Linked DNA regions of Homo sapiens: all the other regions are linked to region 3. Evidence: chromatin loops called from intact Hi-C (ENCODE). Cell type or tissue: Calu3. All regions are shown on one strand. Region 1 overlaps FGGY (FGGY carbohydrate kinase domain containing). Region 2 overlaps FGGY (FGGY carbohydrate kinase domain containing). Region 3 overlaps FGGY (FGGY carbohydrate kinase domain containing).

Region 1 (8,000 bases), 120 kb before region 3:
CAACAGAGCCCGAGTGGTGGAGGGGAAGCAGCTGCTGCCTGGCACAGAAGAGAAGTAGATAGGCTCTTGCTTCCCCTTGCCTGCAGGGGTAGCCCCACAATACTGAGCAGAGCAGCGGACTTGATCTGAAAACACATAGGCCAAGGATTCTTGCAGGCTAAAGTCTCAGACTTCTATTGCCTGGTTGTGGATATGTAACTACTGTGATAACTAACACAGAAAGTTTGGAAGAGTCTTACTTCCCCCTGTTGCTAGACCTCTGAACAATAGCAGAGATTCACAGGTTGCTGTGCCCCAGAAGGTAGAATTTGGAAAAAGCAGTGGAAAACCCTCGAAAGCTGTAAGAGGCCTGTCTCTGGCCTTTTTCTCACATTACTTTCTAGCAAGTATCTGAGCAGCCAGTGCCTTCAGTATCTGGGGATTTGTGGTCTGATGAGACATTCCCACCCTGCCGTTTACCTGGCTAACTTCTGCAGAATTGAGTATAGACTGAACTTCCTTGGGCCCCTATAGGTGGGTTAGCTGCCTTTGTGGCCCCTCCTGTGATACACTGATTTCCCTGCACTGAAATACTCCATTTAGGCTTCCATCTCCTTCCCACCAGACTGTGAGCAGGGACTTGTCTTCTTCATCCTTGCATCCCCAAGCATTTGTACTCTTACTTCCTGTATTGAGCTAGCTACTGTGGTAGGTCCTGGGCTATGCATGTAAGTAAGAGTGCCAGCTACTAGCAACTTTTATTATAGAAGGGAGGCAGATGGGATATATGATGTTTTAAAATTACCCATGTCTTTTGTGCTAGGGAAGTCCATTGCATGAGACTATTTAACAGGGAGAATCGTCTGTCCTAGAGGGTCAGGGAAGCCCTATAATTAGGAGTCGGCCTGACAGCGAGGTTGGGGGAATGGCATTCCAGGCAGAGGGAAGAGCAAATGTGAAGGTCTTGAGGTGGGAAACAGCATTAAGGATTAGAGATTGAGAGCAAACGTGGCATTGCCTGGGAGCTGATGAGGTCAGCAGGACCTGTTCTCTCCTGTGTCCAAGTCTCTGCGTCCTGCCTGAGCACTTTCCACCCCCAGCTTTGTGTTGTAGTCCTGCAAGTCTGCGTGTTTGTGGCTTCCACATCACACCTAGTATATATCGTTTTGTGCATAGAAGGGGCTTATTGGATATTTGAACAAATGAATACAATTCCAGGCCCTAAAGAGTCTTTCTAGCTTTCTTGTCATATTTATAACTTTAGTTGCCCTGCAAGTATCAAGGAATACGAGCTCTATGGGGAAGAAGCCTGAATTTATACCATTTATGGGAAACCCTCTGCTATTTGGCATTCTGTTACTAGGAACTCGCTCTCAGTCATTCTCTCCTTCACAATTGGAGTTCTGCGATAAGTAGTAGTAAGAATGGTGACCTAGGGATGCCAGAAAGATTCAGTCATCAGACCATCCTTTGCTTTTGCTTCTTTGGGACTGAGATGTGATGTGTTAAACCAGATTCCATTTGGCTCCGCTCCTTCTTAGCAGTGACCTTGGGCAAGTCAGTTAACCTCTGCAGACCTTAGTTTCTCCTCTGATGTCTAACATTAATAATATCTATGATAGTGTTAAAATGAGACCATGTATGCAAATATGTAGCATAGTGCCTGGTATTTAGTGAGCAGAAAATAACTGATAGCTGCTGCTTTTATTATGACAATCACAATTACTGCCATTATTATAACGTTGGGTGCCATACATTGACCAGAACAAAGCAAAATCTGAGCAGGCTTCCGAGGTTTCCTATGCAGGCAAGTATGCCCTTTGGGTTTCTCCTTGAGACTGCCCTACACACAGGACCCTTCCTCCATGTTGTTTGACTATTAAAAAGAAGATTTGTTAATGCTTGTTTTTAGCTTTCTCTCCCTCTTTTTTTATGTGTTAAAGAGGATTTGTTTTTGTTTTCCTTTCTCACAGGAGTGATTGGGGCAGATGTGAGAGGGCACGGCCTCATCTGTGAGGGGCAGCCAGTGACGTCACGGCTGGCTGTCATCTGTGGAACGTCTTCTTGTCACATGGGGGTGAGTCCACTGAGCACAAAGGCAAGGCCACCACACAGCAGGAGGTAGCCTGGAAGGAGACCCTGAGTGCTGGCTTCTTCACCCTTTCACTTCTTTCCTCTTTTCCCTGCCTGCCCCTTGTGCTTTGTCTAGCCAGAAGCCCAGCTCCCCACTCTACCTCCCTTGCTTAACATTTGCTGGATCTTTTTCCAGGGGCCAAATTCTTAGTAAGCATGAAAAGGATTGAGTGCTCCCTTTGACGTCACCCTGGCCAGAGAGCCCAGGCATGAATGGTGACATCTGATCCTAAGGTGACAAAGTCTAGCTCCCCCAGACTGATCTGTCCCTAATGGGTAGCGGGGTCTTCTCGGCAAAGAGTGTCTGTTTTCCTTGGCCAGGGAACTCTCTCTCAATCAATATAAATCCATCTCCCTGGGAGCGTCCTGATGATCTATAGAATTAGCCTGCGTATCATGACTTCAAAAGAACACTGATAAGCAATTTTCACTTTGTTAATTTTTCTCCATGAATTAGTGAAAAGGCTTTCTCCAAGATTGCAGTTAAAATTTAGTGCCTGCCCTAAAATTTATATCTTCTTTAAATGCATGAGTCTGAAAGCATTCCATTCCGATAAGTACCCATTTCTACCATATTTTTATTTAAAAGTCATTACTCTGTTAAACTTAAATCGACGACTCTTTGGAATTTTCCCAGATAAGTATAATAGAGGGCAGAGTGGGGGAGGAGCAGGGAGATGAGCAGAGATTAGAGCGGGACACAGCCCAGGGCAGAACCAAAGCAGCTATGGAGGAAATTAAGTGGGATGTGAGACTGTTTTGCAACTGTAGGGACCCCTGAGCCTTTTTACCATCAGATATTCTAGTTCAGTTGATATAAATACATGTACTTACTTATCAATCCCTGCTCTTGTGCTAAACTGTGGATATAAGAATGACATCGGCTCAGTGGGATGAGATGAAGTTATAACAGGTATTAGAATATAATGTGAGGCCCCCCAATGTAGATACAAATTGAACTCATGATACTAAGCATCTGTTATGTGCCAAGCAATATGCGAGGTATTCTTGCACATGGCATCCCATTTTCTATGGCTGAGGGAGCCAGCCCGAGTGGTTTCCAGTCCCACTTCCTCAGTTTACTAAGTGTGGGCCTTTGGGCAAGGTACTTAAACTCTCTGGGTCCCAGATTCCTCATCTACAATATGTAGAGAGTGACAGCACCTGTCAGAGTGCTGCAAGAATTAAATGAGGTGATACTAAGTGCTCCACATGCAGTAAGCACATCACAAGGGCTCACTCTTAATCACTAGGACTGTTGTTGTTACTGAGCAGAAAGCAAACAGTGGCTGACTCTGCCTGGGAGGGTGCAGGGTGATAGAATCTTCTTGAGGTGACATTTGTGCTGGACTTTAAGGAAATAGATTTCCTTCTGTTTGGGCTCTGGGCAGTCTTGAATGGAATTTTTCTAAGTTTAAAAATTGCAGCATATTTGGCCAGACACAGTGGCTCACGCCTGTAATCCCAGCACTTTGGGAGGCCGAGGTGGGTGGATCACCTGAGGTCAAGAGTTCAAGACCAGCCTGGCCAACATGGTGAAACCCCGTCTCTACTACAAATACAAAAAATTAGCCGGGCGTGGTGGCAGGCACCTGTAATTCCAGCTGCTTGGGAGGCTGAGGCAGGAGAATTGCTTGAACCCAGAAGGCAGAGGTTGCAGCAAGCCGAGATAGTGCCATTGCACTCCAGCCTGGGCAACAAGAGCGACACTCCATCTCAAAAATAATAATAATAATTTCAGCATATTTCTTCTGCTCAGCAGCCCTTTTGTAAGGCTCAGCTGTCCCTGAAGGGAGAGATCTGCAGAGGCCTGAGGCCTCTTTAAGCCAGAAGGCACCAGCCCAGGAGCCAGCCCTTCTTTCCCTTGATATGAGTCTACACTTGTTAGATTGTCTTCACTGAATACTGATTTAATCCTGTTTAAATTATCTCTTATTTTCACAGGGATACATCTAATCAGGCTTCTCCTGGGAGATCTGAATCTCAGGCATTTTTACCCCACTCAATTCAGATTTCTGAACAGAAGCAAATCTAAATGGATGCAAGTGTCTCTGTGATGGCCTGCTTCTTAGTCTTACTGTCTCTTAATGGAGATGAGGCTGGCTTTCCCTACCCATTTAATGTACACATTTGGGACCTAAAGCGTAGAAAAGTCCAGTAATTTTCCCAAAGTCACAAAGCTTTGAAGTTCTTGAGCTAAGAACTGAAATCTAACTCTGATTCCAAAGCTCATACTCCTCCTTGCCTCCCTGAATTGTGCATGAAGATGATGTACCCATAGAGGAATGGTGAGAACATGGGCTTTTACATTGTCCAGAGGCAAGCTTGAACATCTGCTCATGCATGTTTTGGCCCTCTGACCTGAGTGAGCTACTTAACTTCTCTAAGCTTCAGATTCTTCATCCATCAAATTGGGGATAATGATGCCAGTCTCACAGGGTTGTTGAGTAACATGCATTATGTAGGTTTGTACCTAGCACACAGCAGACACTCAAAAATGGTGGAGATTGTTATTAAACTTTCCTAGTGATGTAAACGGCTCACATGAAGCAACTGTTTGGGCTTTAACGAGTTTGATGGGCAGCTGCAGTTGGTTGCGATGAATGAGGGCCATAAAAGGCCAGTTTATGATGGCTGTGTTGTGCTGGAAATAAAGTCCCCACCCCCATCCTGCTTTGTACTTGGGAGTGGGAAGGGACCCTCTGGGCCAAGGGGATTAATCATCAGCTTTAATGTTATGTCATGAGGGTGAGACTGTGGTCATGCTGGCATGGGAAAGTGCCTTTGATCTCCTCAGGTGCTGGGAACCCAGCAACAATAACACCTTTGTGAGGTCTAGGAGAGGTGCAGGTCTGAGGAAACACTCCCAGGGAGACTCAAGGACCCCCTTTGTTGTGGTTCTGGCAAATAAAACCGCCACTGTGAGGAAAAATTAACCAAACAGAACACAGGGACCAAAGGGTGATGCGGGCTTTTCAAAAAGTGGTTTTCAGCATGATCTGAAGGATCCTCTTTCTTCCTGTCTGCTTACTTCTGATGTTTCCAATTTAGTAGATTGAGACAAAATTCCCAGGAACGTTTTGTGCTTGATCCAGGTTGCCTCTTTCTAGATCACCCAAAAAGAATAAATGAATGAACGAATGACCACATAAGTGAGTATTGGTAAATACTTAGAAGCTTCGTACCTCCAGGTTCCTGTTGCTTCCAGGAATCTGGAGAAAAAGCCTGAGGTTGAACATAAGACATGTTAATAAGGCCTTTGATATTTTAGAAGATACAAGCATGGGCTGCACATTTATCTTCCTTGTGGGTGATTTAATTAACAGGGGAAAAATGCCATTCTTTTTTTAACTCCATGAAAGCAGAGCTGCTTGTTCAGAGTTAATTACTACCAAGTCACCAAAACCCCAGATAATACACAGCAGGGGTTAGCCAGAGGTTGAAAAGTCATGGGGTAAGATGGAGCTGATCCTTGCCATTGTACTGACATCCTTTTCTTGAGCTGTCAGGTTGGGTTGTAACTTGGCAACTTGTCTTCCAGTTAGCATGTCAGATGGGGACAGGACCCTGGGGGGGTCGGGGTAGGGAGAAACACTGAGGAGGTAAGATTTGAGCAGAACAATACCTGAAGAGAGCTGGGAACTACATCTGCATCTTAAATCGCTCAGAACTGAAGTTTTTTCAGTCTTAATATTGAGATAGTGGTTCTCTATCATTGAAGGGATGTGGAGACTCAAAGACATAGGCTCATACGCTGCCCCCACCACTTACTGTGTGAATTTAGGCAGGATGCTTCATCTTTCAGTGCCTCAGTTTCTGCATCTGTTAAATGTGAGTGATAGTATTTACCCATAAAGTTTTGTTCAGGTTCAAATTAGGCCATCTTTGTAAATGACTTGGCACTGTACCTGGCACAAAATACCAAATATGATATTGTTATTAAAAATGAGTTGTTAATCACATGAACAATCCATGTGGTTATGGACTAGAATTAGAGACATCAGTATGAACTCATATTGGGGGAACCCACCCCCAATATTTCAACGTAGGTTCTTTCTATTTTCCGTAAGTGTCAGCCGGCTGAGAAATAAAGAGAAAGAGTACAACGAGAGGAATTTTACAGCTGGGCTGCTGGGGGTGACATCACATATCAGTAGGACCATGATGCCCACCTGAGCCTTAAATCCAGCAAGTTTTATTAAGGATTTCAAAAGGGGAGGGGGTGCAAGAACAGGGAGTAGGTCACAAGATCACATGCTTCAAAGGCAAAAAGGAGAACAGAGATCACATACTTCTGAGGAAACAGTACAAGGGCAAATTCAGAACTACTGATAAGTGTCTATGTTCAGCTGTGCATGTATTGTCTTGATAAACATCTTAAACAACAGAAAACAGGGTTCAAGAGCAGAGAACCGATCTGACCTCAAATTTACCAGGGTGGGTTTTTTCCCCACCCTAATAAGCCTAGGGTACTGCAGGAGACCAGGGCATATTTCAGTCCTTATCTCAACCTCATAAGACAGACACTCCCAGAGTGGCTTTTATAGACCTCCCCCCAGGAATGCATTCCTTCCCCAGGGTATTAATTATTAATATTCTTTGCTGGGAAAATAATTTAGCGATATCTTCCCTACCTGCACATCTGTTTTAGGCTGTCTGCAAGAAGAAAAATATGGCTCTTTTTGCCCGACCCCACAGGCAGTCAGACCTTATGGTTGTCTTCCTATGTTCCCTAAAATCACTGTTATTCTGTTCTTTTTCCAGGTGCACTGATTTCATATTGTTCAAACACACATCTTTTACAATCAATTTGTACAGTTAACACAATAGTGGTCCTGAGGTGAAGTACATTCTCAGCTTATGAAGATAACAGGGTTAAGAGATTAAAGTAAAGACAGGCATAAGAAATTATTAAAGTATTAATTTTGGGAACTGATAAATGTCCATATTAAAATGAAATCTTCACAATTTATGTTCAGAGATTGAAGTAAAGATTGGCGTAAGAAATTATAAAAGTATTATTTGGGAACTGATATATGTCCATATTAAAATGAAATCTTCACAATTTATGTTCCTCTGCTGCAGCTCCAGCCAGTCCCACTGTTTGAGGTCCCTGACTTCCTGAAACAAACTCATATTTAGTTTAACATAGATGCAGATGGATGCATATAGAAATAGTTATGGATATATATACATATACAGGTTAGTAAACACATATTTATTTCCTGGCTCTGTTAGCTGAGATGGTCTAGAAATAAGGATACCTCAAGAGCTAGTTTTTACAAGCACATAGTGTCCAGATCATGGTATCTAATACCATTATCCAATACAAAGAACCAGGACTCCTTGGAGAAATAGTTGATTTTAGGATTGGAATAGGAAATATACAAGATGAGCTTGGAGCATTTGCAGTGCCAGAAAGTTAGGAAGTTCTCAACAAAAAAGATGAGAATATGTCACAGGGAGCCAACTGTGGGAGCTCCCACTAGCCAAAACTGGAACAATTTAAGCAGTAAAATGAAGTATTATGAATTATAACTCAAAGTATAACATAAATATCCATAAGACCATACTGACATAAATTATTTTGAATAAATAAATCAATGAAAAGAAGAGAGACATCTCCCATGCAGAAAGATTCCAAATAATTTATATAAATGTTCCACCATCAAGGAGGTGGAGCATAACTTTCCACTCCTTAAGTGTGGGCTGCACATAGCGATTTCCTTCCACAAAATATGGTATGGAAAACGGGGGAAGAGTAATTTTACATTGGAGAAATATGAGAAACAGCATCCACGTGACAAGGTCAACATCAACAATGATAAGTCATGTTGATAGTACGTACCCTTGATATGATGTAATGAAAATGACACTTTGTCTCTGTT
Region 2 (8,000 bases), 140 kb before region 3:
CGAAGTAATTAAGAATGGTATTGAGGGAAGGACAGACAACCCAGAGGAAAACAGATTAAGGAGCCCAGAAACAAACTCACACATGTATGGACAGTTAATTTGTGGCAAAGATGCCGTTGCCAGAGCTGTAAGGAAGCAATGTATTTTTCAGTGAAATAGTACCCTGCCGATTGGTTATCACTATGGCAGAAATTGAATTTTGGCCCTTCTCCTTATACTATGCATACAAATACATTCCAAACAGATTAAAAACTTAAGTATGAAATTTAAAAAAATAAAGTTCCTAAAAGACAAGGTCTTCATGACTTTGAGATAGACAATTTTCCTAAATAGGACATTAATGTAAGTACAACCATAAAGAAAAGGATTGGTAAATAAGACTATGTTAAAATAAGAAACTTCTTTTCATCAAAAGCTTCCATTAAAAGAGTGAAAATGCAAGCCACAAAGTGGAAGGAAATAGTTGCAATGCATATAACAAAAGATGTGTATCCAGAGTATGTAAAGAATGTCTACACATTAATGAGAAAAGAACAATTATTTTGACAGAACAATGGTTAAATGTGTATAAATGTGTGCATATATACATTTGAGCAGCTTTGCAGAAAAGAGGATATACAAATGGACAATAAGATACGAAAAATTGTCCAGCCTTGTTAGTCATTAGGAAAGTCCAAATTAAAACCATACTATGATATCACTACACACCCTGCAGGTTGGCTAAAATCAAACGGTTTGATAATGCCAAGTATTGATGGGGATATCAAACACCTGAAATGCTCAAGCATTGATGTGGAAATATGACCACACTTTGGGAAAGAGTTTGGCAGTATCATGATAGGCTATGATTCAGCAGTCCTATTCTTAGACATATATCCAACAGAAATGTGTACCAGAAAAAATACGTATATAGTAATACATGTAAAACCATTATTTGCAATAGGCAAAAACTGCAAACCCCCAGTTCCCATCAATAATAGAATTCATCAATGTTTGGTATATTCGTGGAGTAAAGGATTTTATGGCAACAAAAATGTACAAAATATTGCTACATGCAGCAGTGTGGTTGAATCTCACAAACATGGGTGACTGAAGCTGGCACAAAGAAAATACACCGAATGGTTTAAAAATTAAGCAAATCCTGTGGTGTAGACATCTGGACAGTGGTTATCTCTGGCAAGGCATGGTATTTGGAAAAGGACATGAGGTTTATTTCTTGATCTGGATAGGTGTGTTTACTTTGTAAGACTCCACTAAATTCTATACTTAAAATCTGTAGCTTTTTAATGTAGGTTATACTTCATTGATAAGGTTTATTAAAAATATCAAAGGCTCTGGGCCGCCCTGTGCTAGGCACTGGGAATGCAGACATGAGTATGAAATAACCTGGCTCTGAAGAACGGAGAGGAGGAGGTGAGTGGTAATTAATAAACAATTAGAGAAGGAGTTTGTTAGAAGTGAAGTCAGGGTGTGTCACTTTATATGTCAGCACACAAAGGAGCAACTCCCAACTCAACACACTTCCTGCCTGTATTAGGTGCTTCATAAATGTTAAATTCTACTCCCACCTTGCTATACTCATAATCATGAGTAATCAAGTAAGGGAAAAATTATGTTATGAATCCTCTTTTTTAGTGCACAATCCATGTTAGTGATAGTGGTGGCAAGTAGGCTTTTTTATTTGTCTGTTTGTTTGTTTGTTTTTTGATGTCTTTAACAGTGAGCCTTCCTCAAACAATGTATTAGATAGAATTGCAACTTCCTCAGCTGAAATTATTTCATCAGTGATTACTTTCTCCATGGAATGTTAATACATTGAGTTTCTCTTGTATATATAACCAGGGATTCTGAGCCTCTTTCATCTCTGCCTTGGGCCACACAGCCCCATAGAAAGATGATGGAAGGGAGAAGAAGGGAAGAACACCTGCCAGCCTGCCAGAATTTCGGCTATAGATTGGCAAGCAGACAGCTGAATGGAGGGAGGATATGGACAATGAAAAGGACCATCTAACTTGAGGGCACAGTGCCCACCGACAGCACAGCAGGTGCTGCCAGGCCTGTACAGAGCTGGAAATCCTGGCAAGATGGTAGCTGCTCCATCTTGTCTGGCCTAGTTACTGCCTCTGGCCCATGCTGAAGGGAGTCTGGGGAGTTACCATTCCAAAGAACTCACAAGAAAACAGAACTGACTTGGATATATTCCAGGTTTGCCTAGTGGTACTTCAAAATGGTAGATTGAATGTTATTTTAAAAGTCATTTTAAAATTATTTCCTTTGAAATACAGAATTTAATAGGAGAAAAATCAGAAGGAGAATGAAAAATAATATGGATATGCAGAATATATCCGAAAGAAATGTGTACTTCAATGTACCAAAAATATGTACAGGGATACAGATAACACCATTTCAACAGCTTAATGGTTAGAAAGAAGTATGATTTCTGGAGCCAGACTACCTAAGTTTATATTCCATGCTGTCACCTACTGTCTTTGTGATCATGTGTCAGTTACTGAACGTGCTGAGTCTAAATATTTCATCTCCAAAATGGGCATCATCATAGCAGTTGTAAGAATTAAATAAGTTAATTTACCTAAAACACTCAAAACAGCACCTGTCCTGCGTAAATACTACACAACTACTAGCTGCTGCTGATGATAACAGCTAAGCCATTTTTGTGGCTGAGAGTCAGCAGCCACAGCCAGGGTGGAGGAGATCCTTGTAATCATAAGGTCAGAGGAAAGAGGGCCTCAGTAAAGAAGGCTTCTTAGGCCCATACAGCGGGAATTACTTCTTGCCAAAAGGCTTGTTTGTCCTCTCTTGAAGCCATGATTAGTCTGCCTCTGCCATGTCGTTGGCTCCTCAGGAGATTACAAGCTCTCTGAGGACAGAGATTACATTTTTTTTCAAGTATTATTTCCCCAGCAGTGCTGAGCACAGTACCTGATGTAAAGTTGTGCTCTGTAAATGTTTACTGAATTGAATCCTTCTAAACAGAGGAGGGAGATACTATTAATCAGGGCTGAACGTGTGACAGCACTGTTCTTTCAAGCCAAGACTATATGTATGTTCTTTACTTTTTTTTTTTTTTTTTTTTTTTTTTTTTTTGAGATGGAGTTTCACTCTTGTTGCCCAGGCTGGAGTGCGATGGCACGATCTTGGCTCACTGCAACCTCCGCCTCCCGGGTTCAAGCATTTCTGTCTCAGCGTCCCGAGTACCTGGGATTACAGGCATGCACCACCACGCCCGGCTAATTTTGTATTTTTAGTAGAGATGGGGTTTCTCCATGTTGGTCAGGCTGGTCTCGAGCTCCCAATCTCAGGTGATCTGCCTGCCTTGGCCTCCCAAAGTGCCGGGATTACAGGCATGAGCCAACACACCTGGCTTTTTTTACTTTTAAATCATCATTTCCCTTTTAGAGATGGGATGTCAGAGGCCCAAAAAACTCAGTTCATTTGCGTGAGGTCATGTAAATGGTGATATCTGGAAGTGTCTCCCTCAAAGTCAGTGCCCTCCCTCACAGGCACTCATTCCCTAAGGCACCTAGGATGGGCACAGAGAAAGGAGAACCAAGCTTGGCTGGGGCTGCTGTCCAGAGAAGGTGGGCAGGTGTCAAGAGCAGGTGCAGAGGTGGAGAGGAGAGCTAAATCTTGTCCTCAGTAGAAGCAGAGATGTCATTTCAACTGCAGGTTTTGAAAAATGTCAGTGCATACTTCATGAGATTTTCTGAATTCATTTTTACTCTCATCTTCTACACTATTTATCTAAGCTGTTGTTCTCTTTGAAACTATGTCAGCCACATGTCATTCATTGTGCCACAACCCTGGGCTTTTTATCCTGCTTAGGGTTTTGTTTTGTTTTGCTTGTTTTTTCTCCCCAGCTGCTCTGCCTATCACTTAATTCTCTGAGCCCTCTGGCCTGAGTCTTATCCGGTGGTGTGGGTCACCTTACAATCCCGTTTCTAGTCTCCTGGGAGTAGTGGTGGCAGGCGAGGGATAGAATCAACATCCAGGTTCAGAATCTATTTGTCTTTTTTGGTCTTATTGTCCGAAGCTTGAGTCAAGGATAAATTAATCAGTCTAGAGGTGGGAGAGCCCTCTAACCCTCCCCAGGGAAAATCCTAGCCTTTATAGAAACTTGGCCTGGTTTTGGCTCTCAGATTTAATTCCAAGCTGTGAAGAATCTGTCAATGTTCAACTAACCCTGACAAAACCTTTGGAAGTTTCTGTTGCAACCGAAACTCTTATCACAGGAGGTGGTACTGAGCTTGGCATCAGAGGTTGGAGAGAGAAGAGAGCTAGCCTGCTAATTAATATTTTTTTTCCTTAAATTTCAGGCTTTTTTTTTTAGTTTAAATGTTCTAAAGAACCTGTCCTGTCACTTCCCATCTGTTTCCTGGTGTTTTCCTCAAGCATCTCACTGGTTTGTTTTATGTTTTTGAGGGGATTATCTGGGGTGCTGATTACTTTCCCTACCTTCAAGGAGCCTTTGAATAATTTTATAAATGAGACCATTTGTCTAGGGGCAAGAGAAGGTTGCTGAAGGCAACCTAGTCCTGCTTTCTCCCAAGAGAAATTGTACACTAACATTTGTTTAGTAGTGCCTATATCCCAAGTACAAGGCTCTTGCCTTATACCTAGGATGAGCAACTATTCCAGTTTGCCCCAAGATAAGCTGGGGGGTTTCCTTGGGTCCTGGACCTTAAATAGAGTGTAGACGAGGAGAGTTATCTTTTCTTCTGTCTATCCTAGGTTCATAGCTGGGGCCCTTTTAACAAAAGATAGATTAACAAGAGAGAAGCATACACATTTATGTAATATGTTTTATGTGATATGGGAGGTATCATACAGAAATGTAGACCCAGAGGAACAGTTAAACATGAGTATTTTTATGTTAGGCTTGATGAAGAGTAGACAGACATGGAAAAATATGATAGGGCAAGAAGGGCATGATTTAATGGTAATAAACTGGGGAACTTAGCAAAGCCTGTTAGTGCAGTTTCATCCGTGTGATCCTTCATCTCCAGATACAAGGATGGTGCTTTCCTTTGAGTACAGGGAGGGCACCTCTCACATGAGGGTCTTATGACCTGCTTCAGGGGACAGTCAGAAAATCCTAGGTTTAATGACCTGCTTTAGGGGAGAATGGTGGGGGAAAGGTAAGAGTGACCTCTATGCCTCTATGATTTTCTCAGATACCTTCAGCTTAAACTATTCAAAATACTAACATGCCATATTTTGGGATAGCATGTCCTGAACCCCATCAAGTGCAGATACCAGGAAAAATGACCCTGTAAAGGAAATGCCATTATTTCCACCTTACAAGTGAGAAAAGTGAGTTTCGAAGAGGTGTGTTCACTTACAGAAGTTTGCACAGGAAACTGGTGGTGAGAAAGAATCAAATATACATCTGTCAGACTTCAGACCCAGAACTTTACACTAACCAACTTCTTCAGAATGCAGAGTTCCATCTCCTTCAGACTGTGTAGCTCAACAGTTTTGTACCATCTGGCTATTTTTCTCTACTGTGTATTTGACTTTGTCTCTTTTGTCTCAGGGTGTACTTGAAAGCCTTTACCTCCCCATCTTCCTTCCCTGATGGCTGATATACTTCTGCCTCACCTGCTTTAGGAGCCCCTGCCTCCAACCATCCAAACTAGGTCAGGGGCTGGGGCTCCTTCCTTCTGTTAGACTATTCAGATCTGAGTCACTGGTCATTCGCATAGTGTCTTATAAATGTCTGCCTGTGTATTTTTCCACCACTGCTAGACTGGGATCTTGTAGAATACAAGGAAACAACTTTCATCTTTAGATTTCTAGCACCCAGCATAGTTCCTGGCTTATAATTGGGGATCAGTAAATAGCTGTTGAATTAATCAATTTATAAATTTTCAGGAAGCATTTGTGTGCCTTCGAGTCACAGTATTTGATCTATTTAAGGACTTATTCCATAAGATGCATTTGTGATGCTTAGGCCAGTTCTCTTAATTTTTTTTTCTATTTTTAATTTTTACAAAGTAATTTTTGTGAGTTAACTTGGCTGTTTGGATTAGATTTCAACCTGATACTTTACCATGCCTAATGTCTGAGAATGAGAAATTGTCTTTTCTGAAGTCATAGATGATAATGTCCAAGTAATCTAGAGGCTGTGTTGAAGTTAGGAAGAAAGGAATTTCTGACATCAAGTTTTTGCTTTGTCTTCACTGTGGATTTTTCTAGTTTTCTCTAAGTCTCAAATTTCCAAGCTATACATATTAGCCTACCTTTGAGATTTGATCTTTCTGGGTAGGAAGGAGAAACAGGAGTGAGACCCAGTTATCAGAAGGTCTGTTCTTTGTTCTCTCCACTCCTCGCAATACAACCAGCCTCTTGAATTGGTTTCTGATTGCTCTAAGTCATGGAGGAGTGTGGCATGAAGACAGAAATGATGAATGCCATCCCAAGTTAAACTGCAGTATGCATGGTGCTACATGTAATTGTGGCTTTTCATGAAATAAGCAGATTTTGGTTTATTCTTAATGTTTAAAATGCTAGCCTGGGTTATACCTACTACCTGGTACCTCATTTTCCTTATTCCTTTGGGCCCGCAATTATTTTGTCATCAGTTGTATAGTCAAGGACAGAAAACAGATGTTCCAATCAATCTAAGTAAACCCAAATAACTCTGGCAAAGCACACACCGTGCTGAAATCAAATGAACTGTTATGCCAAGCCTTGCTATTAACACCAAAGATTGGAAGTTGTTGGTAGTAACATCAAAAATGGTGAAAATATATTGAGTAAACTGTCCCAGACATTGTTCCCCTCAGTTAATCTCCATGATAGCCCTATAAGCCACATTCTATCATCATTCCAATTTTATAGATCAGGAGACTGAGACATAGGAAACTTAAGTGATTTGACCTACTTGCCAGACTTGAAACCAAGCAGTCGAGTTCCAGTGCCCTTGCTTTGAACCATTACGCCCTAACTAGTTCATATATCTAGTAAATGTCTGTTTACATCTCATGTAGAAAAAGACCTTCCCTATTATCTTGCTCTGCAGAGGGTGGGAGGGTTGGGGTGGGGAGGGGGCAGTGGCAGTGTCAAGGTGTGTAAAATTTCTCTGTTGACTTAAAGCATAGGATGATGATGATGATGATGATGATGATGATGATGATGATGATGATTATTATTATTATTATTTGAGACGGAGTCTGGCTCTGTTTCCCAGTGCAATGGCGCGATCTCGGCTCACTGCAATCTCCGGCTCAGTGCAAGCTCTGCTTCCCAGGTTCACGCCATTCTCCTGCCTCAGCCTCCCAAGTAGCTGGGACTATAGGTGCCGCCACCACGCCCGGCTAATTTTTTGTATTTTTAGTAGAGACAGGGTTTCACTGTGTTAGCCAGGATGGTCTCGATCTCCTGACCTCGTGATCCACCCTCCTTGGCCTCCCAAAGTGCTGGGATTACAGGCGTGAGCTACCACACCCAGTGCAGTAAAAGTAAACCTACTTTAGGATTTAGTTGGGGTAAGTTCTAGACCACATTTCTTTCAAGGTCAAAGCAATACTTCATGAAACATTGGGATTACCTTTTTGACTTTTTTTTTTTTTTTTTTTTGAGATGGAGTCTCGCTCTGTGGCCCAGGCTTGAATGCAGTGGCGCGATCTCGATTCACTGCATCCTCCACCTCCTGCATTCAAGCAATTCTCCTGCCTCAGCCCCCTGAGCAGCTTGGACTACAGGCGCGTGCCACCATGCCTAGCTAATTTTTATATTTGTAGTAAAGACGGGGTTTCACCATATTAGCCAGGCTGGTCTTGAACTCCTGACCTCATGATCCACCTGCCTCGGCCTCCCAAAGTGCTGAGATTACGGGCATAAGCCACCATGCCCGGCCACCTTTTTGACTGTTTTACTCCCCTTCATTTGCTAGGCTTGAGGTTAACCCTTTGGGTTTGCTTTAGTGGCATTTTGACAGTAAGTCCTGAAAGAGATCTGAGTTCAGCTATCCTATTGTC
Region 3 (8,000 bases):
TAAATCCACTCATGAATTCTTGTGGATTCTGAGTGAGTCTTTAAACAAAGGTGGTATAGTTCAGTTCTCGACTTTTTCTGGATAGTCTCGTCCTTTCTCAAAAATAGCACATGGAGATATTTGTTGTTGAAATATCAATGAATTGTCAATTATTATTTTAGTGTATCAGCTGACGGAGATGTTCTCACAATTAAATATCTTGCCCTTCCTGCGGCAAATTATAATAGTTAAAACAGGGGGGATGCTTACTAAGGTTCTGCAGAGGTTACCCTGTGTTGTGAACTGAATATTTGTATTCCTGCAAAATTTGCCCTGACCCTCAATGTGATGGTATATGGAGGTGGGTCTTTGGGAGCTAATTAGGGTTAGATGAAATCATGAGGGCAGGAGCCTAGTCTGATGGGTTATGATGGTCTGATGGGCCCTTATACAAAGACACCAGAGAGCTGGCTTGTTCTCTCTGCCATGTGAGGACACAGCAAGAAGTCCATTTCTATAGGCCAAAAGAGGGCTCCCACGAGACCCTGACATTGCTGGCACCCTGATCTCAGACTTTGAGCCTCCAGAACTGTGAGAACATAGATTTCTGTTGTTTACCCAGTCTATGGCATTTTGTTATAGTAGCCTGAGATAAGACACCTCATTTAATCTTGACAGTCATCCTGCTTGCAGGATGCGTGTTTTTATCCTTCTGTGATAGGAAGCCAAGCTTCAGAGATGTTTTAAGTAATTTGTCCAAGGCTACACAGAAAGGGCAGAAGCAGAATTGAAATGAAGGTCTCTCTGGGTCTATATCTTATCCTGTCATTCTTTTTCTAATTTGTTCGATTTGTTTTTTCTTTAAAAATATTTTCTGGCTTCTTAAGTGTTCAGTGGTGTATTTTCTGAAAAGAAATGCCATAGGTCACAAATCAGGAGATAGTCTGTAGCTCAAACAGAGAATAGCCTTTCAAGATGAGGCTGCTATACTAGATACATCATACCATGACTCATGGCTTCATTGATATCTTATTCAAAACTGGGATCTCCAGCTCCAAAGGAATTCCACTCACATCTTCCCCTAATGGGAAACTGAGCTTAATTCCACACTGACATCTTGACTACATGAGATTTGCTGTTAGTCTTCTGTAACAGAATCTAAGATATAGTAGATCAGATTTGGAACTGATGACTTGAGTAGCAGCTGCAAGGCTCACAGCATTGTAAAGACAAGCTCATGTCTCCTATTCAACCCAAGGATGTGTGTGCCTGTCCTGATCGTTTTCAGGAGACACAATCTAGTAAAGGGAGCCACCAGCTGAGAGAGTCCTGAGGTCTTATCTGTCATCACTTACCTGACAGACTCCCCATAGTCTGGAGCTCTGTGCTTGCTTTACTGTCCTCAGACGATGTCACTTGTTCTCTCTGGGTGCTTGTTTTATTTGTCTGTTTTATGTATTTTTTTTAATGTTTAAATAAGAATTGCCACCCATATGGGACTATCGAGATAAAGAGCCTTTGAAAGTTCCAGTGACCTCTCAGGTGTAATCAATATCATTAGAATGATAAAATATTTGGAACTGCTTTGGAAATGAAAATGCATGTAGACTTGGCGTCATTTGCTCCCCTCCAAAGAAGAGGGGCCAACCTTTGTGCCCCAGGTCTGAGGACCAGCTTCAGATTCTGGCAAGGTGAGGCAAAATTGAATTGCTTTCTTTCTGTGATTCATATTTTCAACCTGAACTTCAACACAGTCTTTTCTTTGAACTTCAGGGACCCTGGCTTGGTTTGCAGGGTACCTGCCTTCCCCTCCTTAAGAAAGTTGAGCAATTCCTGCCAGCACCTCAACTATTCCAGCAAGTCAGATGTTTTATCTTCTCATGGACCACACATCTGGTGGTTAGATGGAGGATTTCACTTCTTATCTAGATAGGCCAATTTTGGTAGACTCAACCAGAGTCACCTCCTTCAGATGCTGGGAAGGCTGGGAAGAATCCAGAGGACCCAGACAGTAGAGGTAGGAAAAACTTTTATGTGCTTGAGGAGACAGGGTTTTCATAGGCCCCTGAATGGATGATTTTCAGCCGGGGGTAGAGTCCTATACCTTTCTTGGGTGATACCAATGGATCCACAGCTGTAGATTTTACTTGTAGCTTTTGTAGACTCTGTGTATCTCAATTCTGGGAGAATTTTATCAGGGGAAGGGAGACTGGATGGAATATTCTGGTGGGCCCTTAATGAAAGATTGGCCAACAACAAGATCTATTGATATTGCAAATTTTGAAACATGCTGACAATTCCTAGCTTCCTTCTTTTGTTCTTTTATCCATTCAGATTCTCCTTCTCTTAGTTTGTCTCTGTCTCTCTTCCCTTGTCCTTTCCTGCTCTCTCTCTCCCTTTAGACATCTAAAGTCTTCTTACTATTTCTTTGTCAAATTCGGATCTCACAAAGGATACTGACATAGCCATTCGTTCATTCTAAAGAATACAATGACTAATACTATCTTAAAGAGTTGCCCCTCTTTAGAAAGGGTGTTTTCCTTTTAGTAGTTTTCAAAACTGTGTCTTTACTAAAGAGAACAGTCTCCTTGTGGACAAGTATTCTTGAAGGCAAATCATGATCAGCTTTATATCTGCGGTTTAATGAAAAATATGGAATCAAGCCACAGATATGCTGCTCTCACAGTAAAAATTTAGCTATTGAATAAGTGGGAGGGGACACAAAGAAGGCAGTTCACTTCCCCTCCCTTTACTCTTAGGAATGTGGAATCCCTGCAGTCTTGACCTCTGTGACCTTTCTACTTGATCCCTCCCCCATCATCAGTAGAGTACAAAATGATCCTCTGTAATTCTGAATATCTTGGAAAACAAATAATTATAATTAGAAGCTGAGAGTGTTCCATAACACTTCTCTAGGCTCCCAGGTCCTGGAAAATCAATAAACTGGAAAAAAACTAAGTTTATGAAATATCACTATGCTTACACTTTCTAAGCACAGACAGTTAAAAGATTCTAAGAAATACAAGGACAAATAAATAAAACAAGAAGCAGTTTCAAGTCGTTGTGAGAGAAAACTCAATCAAATGGCAAAGAGACAGCAACATGAAATGGCTCTCCACTTTCTGTTTCCTTCAGGCCCCCTGCAGATGTCATTAGCTTTCTGTAATTTCTTATCTTCAGGGGCAGTTTTTATTCAAGTCTATTTAGACAAAACAAGCTTTAATTCCAGCAGTGCTATTTGTCTTGAACCACCACCCCCCACCCTTGAAAAAAAGGAGTGGAGGAAGCATCTGAAGCAAAAATCAGTAAAAGGAGACAGTGACAAGAGATCAAAATGCATTCAGCAGTCATTTTAAGGGGAGTACCAGTGTAAAGAAAATAAGCCCTTGGAATCAGCCAATTAATCACAGACCTTCCTTCCTCCCACTGTGTGAGTGTTGCCACCCCTGTAAACCACTGACTCCATGCACTCTCACCATCAACTTTCCCTGTCACGTTCCAGACAGACTCCTGTGTCTTCAAGACCAATACATGTAAGTGGCCAGTTGAGAGCTGTGATTACTCACCCTTTCTGTAATGTGTGCCCACAAGATAAACCATCCATGCTGACCGCAGTGGTCTACCCTTGAGGTCATTCCTTGCAAACATCCTCATTGCTTAGCTGAAACCTCTACTTCTGTTCTTTTTCATGAAATTCACTTCATTTAGGGCCAGTTATACTCATCACCTGTTATGCATTTCAGAGCCTATGATTTTTGTATATAACATGTCTCCCATTCTATTTTATTTTGTAAGAGTCAACTTTCTGTGATTTTTTTTTTTAGCTCTATTTGGCTTTCTGTCACGATAAATAACAGTTTTGCTATTTGCAAAATAAAGCTGATTATCATTATTTTAGTTTCCAGAGGTTAGAAAAAACTGAAATACCGTAGATGTTCAGAAGTATGAAACCATCCCATTTCTCGGTGCATTCAATTTAGTTTACTTGCATTTTTTTCTTTGTCTGGAATACTAACATTTCATGTTCATTGGGGACAAAAATAAGAAAATTTAATTAAGATGAGTGAAAATATGAAAACATTGATCTTGTTATCCTAAAATAACCTATTTTAAATTATTTACTTATTAACTATTTAATATTATGGTTTCTATTCTCTTAGTCTTTTTGTACATATTTTAAAATCATTTTATACTTTTAAATTACAAAATGTATTATACAATGCATAAAGTTTTATCTTTTTAGACCTTTTTCCTATACTCAAAAATATGTAGTAAACTTCTTTATTTATCATTTTTGTAGGCTGCATAATTTTCTACCTAATAGAATATATTATAGCTTATTTCACCAGTCCTCCAGACTTGAATATTTAGGTTTTCTCCATTGTTTTAAAGAATGCTGCAACTGACATCTCTGTTACTAAATGTTTGCACACATCCTAAATTATCTCTATAAAATAAAATTAGAGGCATATAATTGTTCAGGCAAAAAGTGTGCCCAGCATTTAGGGTTCTGATACATAGTAATAATTTATACTCCCATCAGTAGTGTCTGAAAACTCAGGGTTTACATTTCTTGTATATAAGGAATCTCTTGCCATGGATTTTAGTTCCATTTTAGTTCTATTTAGCTTTCATCCCCAGGCCTCTTATAATCCTACTTATTTCACATATGGTCCTGATATTATCAGCTTTTTTTTTTAGTAGCCTTTTGCCCTTTGCTGCTTAAGCATGTGTTTCTGGATGAGATTCTGATTCCTAATTAAATAGATTCAGATTACTGATTGAATTTTCTGAGTATCCTGTCCCATATGTCAGTGTCCCTCAGAAAGTCAACAGAAAACTTTGGAATGGTATAATAATTAATAATTGAAAGAAGAATTCAATTAAGAATATGAAGTTGGCCCTAACATTCATTATTCTTATTGCCACACCTGGTTAACAATACATTCTTTTTTTTTTTTTTTAAGAGTTTTTTCGACCCCTCCAGAAAAAAAAAAAAAATAGAATAAAACAAAAATAGATCAGGTTCTGATTAATTATAAAACCTCTGGTTTCAATCCAGTTTGCAGAATGATACCATGGGTATAAAAGTCAAAACATTAGCTGAAAATTGTAATTTTTTAAGGAAATTATTTCAATATAAGATACACATCATTTGACTCTCTTGTTCCTTACAGAGTGATCCAAGAACAGGACCTGTTACTTTCCATCCATTGTCATTTCATAGACCCCTTGAAGCAACCCAGTGGTTGGTAGCAGCAATCTTTGTGCAGATGAGGACTCTGAAGCTCAGAAATGTTGTATAACTTGTTTAATACAAAGCCCACGCTCTTTGTATTCCATCAGACCATATCCTGTAGATACATATACATTGCTAGGGAAGTACACTATGGCAACTGAGACACCTCTCACAAGGTGGTATCGTTTATAAAAAATAGCATTATGTATTTGTCATCATTGCTTGGTTGAGTGTCCAACACAGAAATAAAAATAAGCAGGGTGCCCTCTTTGGCATGGAAATATTCTAATTCATTTCCCCAGAGAATGACCATACTCACCAGTATTATTTTGCTCTACTTGTTTGCTTTTAATCATAATATATGCCTGTTTACTTTTTGTAGCTATAAAAAGGTAGATAAAAGAAGCACTTTAGGTAGATATAAAAAGCACTTTAATTAAGAACATGAATTAAAAGATACTTCAATAATGAAGTACAATAGATTAAGGAATACTTTAATAGATTAAAATAACTTGAATTAAAAGATACTTAAATGCTATTGTTATTAACACAAAGGTTTAGGCTAACAAAACGCATTTTCCCAAATATCTCTCTCACCTCCCCCCACAATTTTTATTCAGGAATGTAAGAATTGGGCTTTTATAAAAGCAACCAAGGGCTAAACATCTACTAAGTTCTTAGAAACTTTGAAGGATTACAGAACTCTCTTTCTATAATAAGGTTTACCTGTTTGACTTGATTTTGTTCAAGATGGCATTTCATACTGGTGTAAACCTAAACAAAAATGTGTAAGATTTATCTCATAGAAAGACGTGCCTGTAAGTAATTAATTCCTCACTCTAATTACTATTTATGCCTTTACTTTTTATTGTAAACATTCTTGTTGGAATAAACTAGAAATAGGTTTTTTTTCTTTACACTAAAATAACTCATGAATAGCAATGAAATCCATGCTGTATAATATTCAAATGAGAGATCAGGAAAGACAAGGCTTTTAGTTAAATCAGTAATATTCTGTGATGGGGAAAATTGCCTTGAAAAATACACACACACACACACACACATGCACACACACACACACATACATACTACTAGAAAAAGTTTGAGGTTCGATTCAGAGTGTGGAAGGTACAGTGTCTTAAAAGAGTTTCAGTTGCAGCATTTAGGCAGATGATCAAGAATATGCAGAAGAAAACAAAAGAAATCATAATTATAGTTTCCTAACAGAGGTATTTGATCCTCTGCAGTGAACCATAAAAAACTAGCGTGGGATCAGAATCTTGAGTAGCATGTATTTAATTGTATGCATTTCAAAGAAATTTGAACATTTTAAAAAGTTACACCATATGAAAAATTGTATATAAAGACATTTTCTATAATATTATAATAATTTTACAAATGAGGAAACAGGGTTAGAGAGAGTAAGTGAGTTACCAAAGCCAATGGCTAGAAAGTGAGAGAGGCAGAATCCAAGTACTAGCCTGGGATTCCCAAACCAAAGACTGTTCAGCTCAGCCACAAGTGGAAATGGATTCTTATGGGGCTAAGTGATTACCATTACTTTAAAAACTAGTATCAGAAATAGATGACAAGAATTTAAATGTATATCAAAATATCCCTTTGGTAAATGTTAGTGTCCTCACAGGTAAACAGAGGGCACCCTCAAATTTGAGTAATTTGAGAGGGTTTAAAAGAGGGACTGTTTACAAAATTGCAGTCATAGAGACATAGAGAAATCACAGGGAGAATGTGACCCTCGGGTTTGTAACAGCTGGGCCTGTAGAGGCGAGGGAAAAGTGCAGTTACTGGATGCCCAGAACAGAGGGCTGTGTGGAGACTGCACAGTGACCCTGGAAGAAAAGGGCTGCACTGTTAACCCTATTCTCCCTCTCTCTAATCTCCTGCCTGCCTCACCATTGGCTGGAATCAGAATCAGAGAGCAAGGGAACCTGTTGATGTATTCTGTAGAAGGCCACATCTCTAAGCTCAGAGGAGGGTGGGAAGGAATCTTCAGAAGCACTTGGAGACATTCAACTGAGTCACCCACCCTGGACTATTCAGAGCGGTCTGCAGACTAGAGGGCAGTCTCTAAATGGTTTGTTCAGATTTGCTATGAAACAAGGAACTTGCATCAGAATGTAAATCAATTATGTCACCAAGTGTACTGTTTAGTTCAGCTGTCATTTTATTCATAGCAAGATGTTCTCAATGAAGGAACCGGTGTGCTGGCTTACATCCTGGGGCCAACTCCTTTCACCACAGATGGGCCCTTTGAATAGCACTAAACTAGATTCCTTGCTCTGTAGGTAATGATAAAAACGCTGGAATCCCTTTCCTTGTTTTGATTTTCCTACCTTAACTTCTGCTAAAGAGAAGAATAACGAGTATTTTTCTGTACCTACCCTGAGCCTGGCACTGTGCTAAGGTACTTTAGATGACATTTAATTCTTGCAAGTTAGATTATTCACTTCATCTTTACAGACAAGAAACAGGGCCAGAAAGTTTAAGTAATGTGCCTGTGGTCTAGCAAGTGAGAGAGCCAGCACTCAAATTCAGATCTTACTCCAAAGTCCATGCCCCTCACTGTTTGTAGGCTATCCCAGGACTGTGCTTAAAATTATCTGACATTAACACCAAGAAATAAAGCAGGGTTGTTGGGGGATTGCCTTATATGGAGACCTATGACTATGTTCTGTATACATATGCTATGCATGATTCCTGGGAATAGATAAAACCCAGCTCCCCCCAAATCAGATGGCACTGTTTGTGAATACGATGTTAC

Evidence for each region. Peaks named below come from ENCODE experiments on the same cell type or tissue, not always from the same donor. Only the 100,000 strongest peaks of a DNase experiment are listed, where the experiment ranks them.
Region 1: it touches region 3 in a loop (3-fold over the local background); 2 of 110 quality-filtered maps call a loop at or near these places.
Region 2: a loop joins it to region 3, with 4 times the contacts of the local background. A loop is called at or near these places in 2 of 110 quality-filtered maps.

The regions. Positions count from the first base shown.
Region 1 is chr1:59,552,172-59,560,171 of GRCh38, forward strand. It overlaps FGGY (FGGY carbohydrate kinase domain containing), which reads left to right. Exons shown (of 16, transcript NM_018291.5): 8 at 1,953-2,056. Among named protein-coding and RNA genes, the nearest start is that of MIR4711, 180 kb to the right of the region's middle. In Calu3, no CTCF peak of the experiment used is centred here; a DNase peak (open chromatin) is centred at 4,980.
Region 2 is chr1:59,539,372-59,547,371 of GRCh38, forward strand. All of the region lies in intron 7 of FGGY (FGGY carbohydrate kinase domain containing), which reads left to right. Among named protein-coding and RNA genes, the nearest start is that of MIR4711, 190 kb to the right of the region's middle. In Calu3, no CTCF peak of the experiment used is centred here; no DNase peak of the experiment used is centred here.
Region 3 is chr1:59,675,523-59,683,522 of GRCh38, forward strand. The region is part of intron 14 of FGGY (FGGY carbohydrate kinase domain containing); the gene reads left to right. Among named protein-coding and RNA genes, the nearest start is that of MIR4711, 54 kb to the right of the region's middle. In Calu3, no CTCF peak of the experiment used is centred here; a DNase peak (open chromatin) is centred at 3,509.